3 separate regions of the Homo sapiens genome follow, and regions 1 and 3 are each linked to region 2. Evidence: chromatin contacts called from ENCODE Hi-C or POLR2A ChIA-PET data. All regions are on one chromosome and are shown on one strand. Each heading gives the region's core, a stretch centred on a gene start or an enhancer-like site at or near the end of the contact. The rest is flanking DNA. Distances are from core to core; before and after follow the strand shown.

What was found. A loop is a pair of places that touch in the nucleus more often than their neighbours do. ChIA-PET counts read pairs that join two places held with the same protein, here RNA polymerase II (POLR2A). Pooled maps may share reads with other maps.
Region 1: a map of CD14-positive monocyte shows a loop between it and region 2 (2.3-fold over the local background). The contact joins two enhancer-like sites. A Hi-C loop is called at or near these places in 3 of 168 maps with a recorded cell type or tissue (CD14-positive monocyte, naive thymus-derived CD4-positive, alpha-beta T cell and posterior vena cava), 3 of 37 single-sample maps with no recorded cell type and 13 of 50 pooled maps. POLR2A ChIA-PET finds 5 or more read pairs at or near these places in 3 of 52 experiments (HepG2, T-cell and activated naive CD4-positive, alpha-beta T cell).
Region 3: a pooled map shows a loop between it and region 2 (6-fold over the local background). The contact joins two enhancer-like sites. A Hi-C loop is called at or near these places in 2 of 168 maps with a recorded cell type or tissue (CD14-positive monocyte and naive thymus-derived CD4-positive, alpha-beta T cell), 2 of 37 single-sample maps with no recorded cell type and 13 of 50 pooled maps. POLR2A ChIA-PET finds 5 or more read pairs at or near these places in 5 of 52 experiments (T-cell, activated T-cell and activated naive CD4-positive, alpha-beta T cell).

The regions. Positions count from the first base shown.
Region 1 is chr18:13,556,585-13,559,735 of GRCh38, reverse strand. The region is part of intron 4 of LDLRAD4 (low density lipoprotein receptor class A domain containing 4); the gene reads right to left. Among named protein-coding and RNA genes, the nearest start is that of MIR4526, 53 kb to the left of the region's middle. RefSeq lists an enhancer at 1,215-1,314. Within about 2 kb of position 1,440, at least 2 of the 41 ENCODE cell types and tissues checked have a DNase peak (open chromatin) inside an H3K27ac peak, as active enhancers do.
Region 2 is chr18:13,374,009-13,377,072 of GRCh38, reverse strand. The region is part of intron 2 of LDLRAD4 (low density lipoprotein receptor class A domain containing 4); the gene reads right to left. Among named protein-coding and RNA genes, the nearest start is that of LDLRAD4-AS1, 52 kb to the left of the region's middle. RefSeq lists enhancers at 1,626-1,755, 756-1,955. Within about 2 kb of position 1,617, at least 18 of the 41 ENCODE cell types and tissues checked have a DNase peak (open chromatin) inside an H3K27ac peak, as active enhancers do.
Region 3 is chr18:13,575,605-13,578,990 of GRCh38, reverse strand. All of the region lies in intron 4 of LDLRAD4 (low density lipoprotein receptor class A domain containing 4), which reads right to left. Among named protein-coding and RNA genes, the nearest start is that of MIR4526, 34 kb to the left of the region's middle. Within about 2 kb of position 1,595, at least 4 of the 41 ENCODE cell types and tissues checked have a DNase peak (open chromatin) inside an H3K27ac peak, as active enhancers do.

The sequences.
Region 1 (3,151 bases), core at 191-2,690, 180 kb before region 2:
AACCCAGTTTTCTGACTCTCAGGGAGTGTGATGTTGGTCTCTAGACAGAAGAAATAACAAATAGCTTACATGTATATATATACATATATAAAATGTACATACATACATATGTACACAGATATACTTGCATTTCTATATGTATATATACATGTAAGCTATTTGTCATATATATGTGTACATGTGTATATGTACATACATACACATATATATGATACATACCCATATAAATTCACACACCTACTTAGAAATTTCAATTCTAGACAAATAGAGACTAATAATCCTGTTGCATTTTTTTAGCATATTGGGCCTTATATGTAACTAACAAATTATACAAATAACTTGGCTGAAGTGTCCAGACCTTTTCCATGAATGCCATTTCAAGGCAGGTTCCCTCTTCCAGGTCTCTGGGATTTATCTCATTTGTTTGTTTGTTGGTGAGGGGCTGAGTCACAGAAGCAGCTTCAGAAACCCCACAAGGAAGCAGCCATGCAGATGCTGTGCTGATCACCCACTAAAGTGTCCCTTTGTCACTAATCAGTCAAAAATTATTTATTGAGGAAAAATGAAAGTAGGGACTCCCTCTTTCCTTAAAGAGACAGTGACACCTTTACAGATACCAAAGATCAGTGGTGATCCATCGAGACTCCCTGCTTACTTTTATCTAATGCTGGTCTTGCAGCCAGTGGGGTACTACATTCTGGGGTGCTGCCGGTGGCACGTCTAGTGACAGTAACAGTACTTCAGTGCCTGCGAGTCGCATTAGCTGGGGAGCTGGTGTGCTTCCCACTTCTGTGATTGCCCTAGTGCACAGGGTGGCCCCCGATGACTTGCTCTTGTAGAGGGGCAGGGGGAGGGCTGGGTGGGAGAATTCAAGGTTATGTAATGCTTACTGTTGATCACCTATTAACAGAAAGCAATGGTGGCAGAGGTTCTCTTTGGGTGTTCATATTTTATATTTTTCTTACTGTTTTATATTTTTCATACTTTTTAAAATTTTTCTTAGTTACACTGGCTAATAGCAAAATTATTTTGCATTTCTGAGTAAACAGTAACTCCTATGGAAGATTACCCAGAAACACATGAAGTCCTCGTGGGACTCGTTCAGCTAGCTGATAAACATTTACGACTGAGCCATACATGTGCCGATCCTACTAGGAATAAAAATTTGCTACCCATATCCCAGCAAGTGCTGCCAATTCTTCGGGTTACAGCTACATAGATATAGCTCTTCCTCTATTACTGCTTTAATGCTTTATGAGTAAGCTGGGATGTCTGTAGCCAGGTGGGTCTAGAACAATGTTTTCCAGGAATGCTCTTCACCACGTGGCCTGGGCAACCTGCCCCTGCTGGCCAGAGAAGTCGGGTACGAATAGGGGAACTGAGGTAGGCAAGTGGTGCTTCTGCATGCCCCTGTGGCCTGGGCGGATCCCCAGGGATGTGTCTTCAGAACCCATCATGTCTTGTTTTCTTCTGCCAGAGTGACACCTACTGGGAACTATGGAGGAATGCAGCCCACTCCTCCGATACAGTCCCACTCAATATTCACCCTGGTCTATTTTTGCACAAGGGTAAGAATTTCAACCAGCTTGGATAAACACACAAGTTGTGTGACATGAAGATAAATTTGGCAATGGTTGCTTAGAAACTGACAACAGTGCAATCAATAGGCAGTTTCCCAGAGCGCCCTACTCCAACACCTTTTAAAGTGCCAATCAAAGTTTGCAAAACCATTCATTATATTTCAATATGTGGAATTTTTTTGTACCTTGAAAAAATGATTAGATTTTGTTCCTGTTTAACAACTTACTTCTAATTCAAATTCAAAGTGAAAATAATGAGATTGGGCATCAAGAATTTGGACATACTGGTGTCTGGTATCGAGGTTCTTCAGCTACTCAATGCACGTGATGATGGTGATGATCATGATGGTAACAACAGACAATAACACATATATTACAATGCCACATACTAAGTGTTTTACAATTCTTAGCTCACTTCTTAACAATTTCTCGTCTCCCTATAAAAAGCTTTGTCTAGGCCGGCTGTGGTGGCTCACGCCTGTAATCACAGTACTTTGGGAGGCCAAGGTAGGCAGATCATGAGGTCAGGAGATCGAGACCATTCTGGCTAACACGGTGAAACCCCATCTCTACTAAAAATATAAAAAATTAGCCGGGTGTGGTAGCGCATGCCTGTAGTCCCAGCTACTTGGGAGGCTGAGGCAGGAGAATGGCGTGAACCTGGGAGGCGGAGCTTGCAGTGAGCCAAGACCGCATCACTGCGCCCCAGCTTGGGCGAAAGAGCGAGACTCAATCTCAAAAAAAAAAGGCTTTGTCTAAAGAAACCATCCTTAGGCACTAGTGTTTGAGAAGGTCAAGTTTAGGTTAGGATCATGTTCAAAGTGAAGACAAAGTCTAGTTTTTTGCTTATTTTCTTTTGAGACAGGATCTCACTCTGTCACCCAGGCTGGAGCACAGTGTTGTGATCATAGCTCACTGTAAGCTTGAACTCCTGGGCTCAAGTGATCCTCCTGGCTCAGCCTCCTGGGCAGCTAGGACTATGGGCATGTGCCATGATGCCTGACTAATTTTTTTTTTTTAATTTTGTAAAGATAGGGTTTGCGGTGTTGGCTAGGCTGGTCTCAAACTCCTGGGCTCAAGTGATCCTCCTGCCTTGGCATCCCAAAGTGTTGGGATTACAGGTGTGTGCCACTGAGCCTGGCCGTGCTTATTATCTCCTTAAGCCAGATGAAAGTGCTGTAACGTCCAAGCTTGGTTTTCATCACCATGCATTGCTAATATCTATTAATCACCCTTTATAAAGCATTAATCACCCTTTAAAGGGTGGTTCTCTTTAGACGGGGGAAAAGAGCAACTTGACAGTGAGGAAACCTAATACACCTCAGTCAGGTGATCAAGGTCACCATCAGCAGTTATAAATCACGTTTAAACTACATACCCTTGATATGATGCACAAGGACAAGGACAACCAGTGACAACCACTCCCCATCATGGCCTTTTCCAAACATATTCCCGTGTATCCCATTAGCAAGTCTTTGTTTACCCATGGACACTCCCTTTCCCTCAAATACATCATCCTCAAAAGACCAGGCTTAAGTACTCCCTGTTCTGTGAAGCTTTCCTTGTTCTCT
Region 2 (3,064 bases), core at 368-2,867:
ACCTTCAGGGAGCACTGAGAGAGCTTCCTGACTTCCTGCAAGGCCAGGCGAGGCAGGATGTGAAAGTGCATCTGTCCCCAGGAGCAGCTGTCACAGAGGGCAGAGAACCCAGGGGAAGGCTGCCTGGTCTCTAACTAATGGGGCCACAAACCCCACCGCTGTGTTCTGGAGGCCTCCGGCCAGGCAGAAAGAGTTCATTAGACCAATTTCCACTGCCTTGGTAACGAAGGCCCGTGCGTGTGCTCTCACACAGGAAAAGCAAGTGAGGGTTATTCATGGGGAAAGCACCACAGACAGGTACCATGTATCCCGCCAGGCAGCCCAGGCAGCGGTAAAGATACGTGCCCTCCTGGAAGACAGAACTGGCCCCTCTGGAACCGCGTGTGATAGAGCAGTCTTCCACAGCACCGGACGCCGAGGGTGTGCTGAGTTTGCTGGGCTTCAGAGGCACTGATCGGCAACTGCAGGAGCCGTCTCATCCTGAGCTGTGCCCTCACCCGCAGAAGAAGCCCCTGTGTATACCTGATGCTGAAAGGATCTGTCTGTCTTATATGTCCACCGTCAGATCCAGGCAGGAGAATTCCTGGGATCCACCAGAGAAAACCACAGGATGCCGCTGGCAAGAGGGAATATAACTGCCATGCTTGGCAGCTGACGCCGCTGTTCATGGGGATGCACAGGCTCTGAGAGGCCTTTCATGATCTAAGCGACCGTGGGCCGCGCCAGCCTGACCGCCAACTTCCTCTGCACGGAAAGTCATGTCTTCTTTAGATTTTTCTTTTTCCCTCTCAGAATCTGGCCCTTATTTATTCCCTTCCCCACTGGAGTTGACAAGTAGGAATCGATTTATTCCAACCCCTACTCTGCATGGAGACCTAAGCACATTTCTTCAGACAGAGGCCAGTGCCCGCACAGCCTGGGAGGACAGGCAGGGAGGGGCAGCTTTCCCGCAACAGACAGCAACCTCGTGCCTACCCTCCCTCCCAGAGTCTGATGAAGTGAACACAGTTCCCTCAAACGGCAAGAACGAGGACTTGATTTCACTCCTCCAAGGAAAGTAAGCTGCTGCCACTTTCACCAAGATAATCTGGGCCACTGCTCCCCAAATATCCCCAATACCCCAGGCAATCACCAAAACTACCCTCTATTTTTACTTAAAAACTAGATAATTAACAAATACACTTGAAATCGGGAAACACACATACGCCGGTGGACAAGACCAGTGTTGAAGAGCAAGGCGCTGGCGGGCGGGAGGAAACGAGGAGGAGAAGGCCTCCCACCAGGTGCAGGCTCCCTGGCAGGGAGGAAGAGGGTGCTGTTCCCTGACTGTACAGAGGGAAGGGAGGGAAAAGCAGAGCACCATGATTGCCCCAGTAAACTCCACTCCATAACTGAACACTCAGAGCATTCACTCAGGCCAGGGCCTGCTTAGATTAGAATTTAGCTTTTCATCTTCAAATACTTAAATAGGTCAGCATCACTTTACTTTGTCCTTACCACCAACCCAAGCCTCCCCATCTCACTCAGCTTCGGCCCTGCCCTGACCCAGCAGGCCCTCATTTCCAGCCCAACACACAGAGCCAGCTGTGACTCACTCGCACTGCCGAGCCACAGGGATTCCCCACGTCGGAGACATCACTCCTATCGAAATGACTCATCTCCTCACTTCCTTTGAATAAAAACATGTTATTATGTTCAATAAAACCATACAAGAAATAATAACTAAAGATGGCATTTAAATAACTTATACCAACACCTAAAAATGGCTTCCTGGAGGAAAAGGGAATGACTGGCATTTTCAAGGATATTTTCAGACCTCCTCCTTTTCTCCTCCTTTTCCACCGGCCTCTCCTCCAGATGAGTCCTGGCTGCATTCAGAGCTGCACGGACCCCTGGCCTAGAGGTAAACTTGGGCAAAGCAGGTTTTACAGTGAGCACAGAGGCTGCCATCAAAATCTAAAAGCAGTCTAGCTGCTCCACTACCGTCCCCTTCCCTTCTAGTTCCCATGGAAACAGACCTCAGATCGCCAAAAACCGGGTAAAGATAGCACCATGCCCAGTGTTCCCGCAATCTGTTTCCATGGGAACAGGAAGGGAAGGGAGTGGAGGCTGGGTGGCTAGACGCCTGCAAATCTCCATCCCCGTCATGGGGCTGCAGACGGCACCTACACACAGGTCCAGGGCCTGGGGTGCTCTTTAGGAATAAGATGTCCACTTGGGGATAGAGTCCTAAAGATGAGGCTCCCAGCAGCTGGGCTGTGTAATTGAAGCTGCTGCAGACTTCCAGACACACACCTAGCAGGTGCTGGCCTTCTCAATCGCCCCTCAGCCAACAGGGATGACCATTTCAGAGCACGGGTCCCACTCCTGGCTGGGTGGCAGAATCACCCCAGACCAATTGAATCACTATCTGTCGGGGCTGGGGCAGGACTCTGCAGTGTCTCATCAGCTCCAAAGGTGATTCTGATGCACGGCTGTTCTGGGAAAGCGAAGATCCAGACCAGAGCTTCCTGAGATTAAGGTGCCTGCAAATTCCGGGGATGTGGTGACTGCAGATTCGGTTCAGCAGGTCCGGGGCAGGGCCCAAGAGGCTGCATTTCCAACCAGCTCCCAGGGGATGCTGATGCTGCTGGGGACCACATCTAATTAGTGAGATTCTAGACTCCAGGTTCTTTGGCTCTAGAACCTTCTCCACAGACCAACAATGGACAGACAGCCACTCCTGCATGAGAGCTTGCTCCCATCGGCAGCCTGCAGTCCATGACCCAGCTCTGGCCTCCACAGGAGACTGTGTGGGGTCAGGGCTGAGAGGGCTCCGGCCTCCATAGGAGCCTGTGTGGGGTCAGGGCTGGGAGGGCTCTGGCCTCTGCAGCATCCTCTGCTACCTGTGCTATCCCAAGAGACGACCTATGTGGGTCAGAAGGTAACAAAACAGCCAACATTTACGTGTAATTATCAGGGACACATGACATCACCTCCAAGTGTGATTTCTCTAAAAGGTAAAAGCAAATTCCACGTGGTTGAGGATCAAACGTACACATTTTTTCTAAATATTTCACACATT
Region 3 (3,386 bases), core at 346-2,845, 200 kb before region 2:
TCTCGATCTCCTGACCTCGTGATCTGCCCACCTCAGCCTCTCAAAGTGCTGGGATTATAGGCGTGAGCCACTGCGCCCGGCCAAATAGCATTATATTATTAACTCAGCGATTTGTGGTCTACCATGATCTCTGACAAAAAAAAAAAAAAAAAAAAAAAAAAAAGACCCGGACAACTTTTAAATGGGTCACTGTACTTTCATGGTTTTTATTTTGATCTCTTGTATGTATCCTGAGTTTCAGGTTGTTTTTCATCCTAGCAAAAAACAAAAGTTGCTCCAAGCTAAATATATTATGGTTCGCTAAGAAGCCAGCACCAGCATCTTATTCAGCTGTGTGCACGATCTGCAGGGCATGCCACAGGCTCTATAAGATCGCCACTGTCACTTCTCCCAGGTGGGCACGCCTTCTTCCGCTGAAGGTTAATACTTCTATGTGTTTCTTCTTTCCTGTCCTCTAGCTTATTCTCTGGCACCTAGCACCATGCTTGGCAAACACTGCTTGGAGGAGGACAGTTACAAAGAAGGTGGTTCCGATGACAATGATGATGTGCTGGCCAGGGAGGGCACAGGTGGAAGTGGGAGACCATCCCCATCTCCTGAGACAAGGAGGGACCCAGATTAGTCAATCTAGTTTTAGGGAAAATTTCAAGGTGTTCCAGGGGAATATAAATAACAGTTAAAATTAGAAAATAAAGTAGTAAGGTGGTAATTCATCAGACAGATGATGCCACCAATTATTTAATGGGGAAAAAGCACTTACTGAGTTTGTAGCAGGTGCTTTTAGCTGAGACCCACGGATGAGCTTCAGGGGTCTGCAAACCCCGTAACTACACATGAGACTTGGTATATTTGCATTGCTTTGGGATGAAAGTCTTTGGCCTGCTTCAGATTCTCAAAGGTTAAGAACCACTGGTTTTTAGAGATGGATTCTCCCTCCCCTGCTTGCCCCACCAAAAAGAAGTAGGAGGCACTGACCTCCCTTCCTCACAGCCACTCTCAGCCTCATTTGGGTGTGGAAAGTAAGCACAGCCTCTTTTTAAACATAATAATCAGAGCTGAGTTTTAGATATAGCACGAGAAAAGCCCATTCATGATTCCAGAGTAAGGAAACATTACAGGACAAAGCTGTGTGGTGTTTCCAGTGCCTTTTTCACCTGGAAAGCAAGAGTCCATTTTCAGGCAACCTGATTTTGTTTTCTTAAGAGGTACGCCTCACATGGCCAAACTACATTAGAATTTGCCTACAGCAAATCAATTTGCAACCGATAATGTAGCCGGTACTTTTCCTTATTAAGGTTCCATTTATTCATTAAAGAGGACTGTGCAATGCTAGAGACGCCGCACACAGAGCTCCCCTCTCCCTTCGCTTTTGCGTTTCCCCTCACTATCACCAAGAATGACTTCCCGTTTTAGTTTTCTGAGAATAAGAACATCCCCATTTCTTAAGTTTTCTCTGAGGACTTTTCTCAGTGGTTGCTCTTTTTTCTAATTACAATAGACTGAGTCATAACTCACTCTGCCCACATTTCTAACATCACCACAGTAAAAAGCTGTCCTCGGCTGAGCAAAGGCATGTTCCCCAGCAGCCAGCAAACCCATCTCAACACAGCCGCGCTTGGAGACTCAGGACTGCCGCTGCAGGGTCCTCAATCCTCCATTCTCTCAGTTCTCAAAAGCTGCTGAACATGTCCTTTGTTGTCCATTACACAACCCCTGAAATATTAGCCTAATTTCCCAAAGTAATCAAATTTCTTTCCAGTCCATGTAGGCATGGAACAGCATGCCCAGGAGTTGACTTTCCCATTATGGACTCTGTTTGTGTGACTATGACATCTGCTTCAAATCACATGGACTGAAACTTGCAGAAATACAAAACTAGCCTCATGCAAATTCGGATACTTAAAAAAAAAATGCTAAACCGCAAATAAAAACAAAAATATCACCAGGAAATTAAACCCTGTGGACTTCACTTTTTAAGTGTTGGGTCAAGACACCTGATCATATTTTCAAAAACTTATGCTAAGGATTCCTTTCCACAGACAACGACATGTTGTTTTGCTTAATGTTGTAACTTCTTTCAAAGCCAGGTCCTCCCGTCTGCTCAGCTGGCAGTTTCTCTGAGCGGAGCTCATGGGCACCCCAGGCCCTCCTGAGATGGCCACACTGTCGCCATCTCTATCCTAACACTCTACCTTCCACAGCCTCCGGACATCCCCCTGCTACAGCTGGGAAGGATGACTGCACTTACCATGACTATCTGTGGTCCCACCCAACAAATCTGAAGGTTCTGAGCTCAGAGAGCCCAGCAGAGCCCATGAACAGAGAGACAATCCACATTCTGTGAAGTGCAAAGAGAACCAGGGGTTGACTGAACTGACCCCGGACAGCACCCACCCTCCAGCTCCTAAGCTTATTTAATTAAATGGTAAATCCCAATCAAAGTGTTGAAAGCCAGAAAAGTCACAATGTGAGCTGGCAAGAATTACATGGCTTTAAGCTAGGCAAGAAACTGGAAGAGGAATCCACTTTATTTCTTTCTTTCTTTCTTTCTTTTTTTTTTTTTTTTTTTGAGACAGAGTCTCGCTCTGTCCCCCAGGCTGGAGTGCAGTGGCACAATCTCGGCTCACTGCAAGCTCCACCTCCCAGGTTCACGCTATTCTCCTGCCTCAGCCTCCCAAGTAGCTGGGACTACAGGCGCCCGCCACCATGCCCAGCTAATTTTTTGTATTTTTAGTAGAGACAGGTTTCCCCGTGTTACCCAGGATGGTCTGGATCTCCTGACCTCGTGATCCACCCGTCTTGGCCTCCCAAAGTGCTGGGATTACAGGCGTGAGCCACTGCGCCCGGCTGGAATCCACTTTCTTGATGTTTGTAATAACTTTTATGAGACAAAATATCCTCCCCAAAGACTTGCTTCATAAAAACTTCTGCACAGCAAAAGGAACAGTCAGCAGAGTAAACAGACAACCCACAGAGTGGGAGAAAATCTTCACAATCTATACATCTGACAAAGGACTAATATCTATAATCTACAAGGAACTCAAACAAATTAGCAAGAAAAAATAACAAACAATCCCATCAAAAACTGGGCTGAGGACATGAGTAGACAATTCTCAGAAGAAGATATACAAATGGCCAACAAATATAGGAAAAAATGCTCAACATCACTAATGATCTGGGAAATGCAAATCAAAACTACAATGCAATACCACGTTACTCCGCAAGAATGGCCTTAATCCAAAAATCAAAAAATAACAGATGTTGGCGTGGATGCGGTGAAAAAGGAACACGTTTACACAGCTGGTGGGAATGTAAACTAGTACAACCACTATGGAAAACAATGTGGAGATTCTTTAAAGAACTAAAAGTAGAAAGAACTACCATTT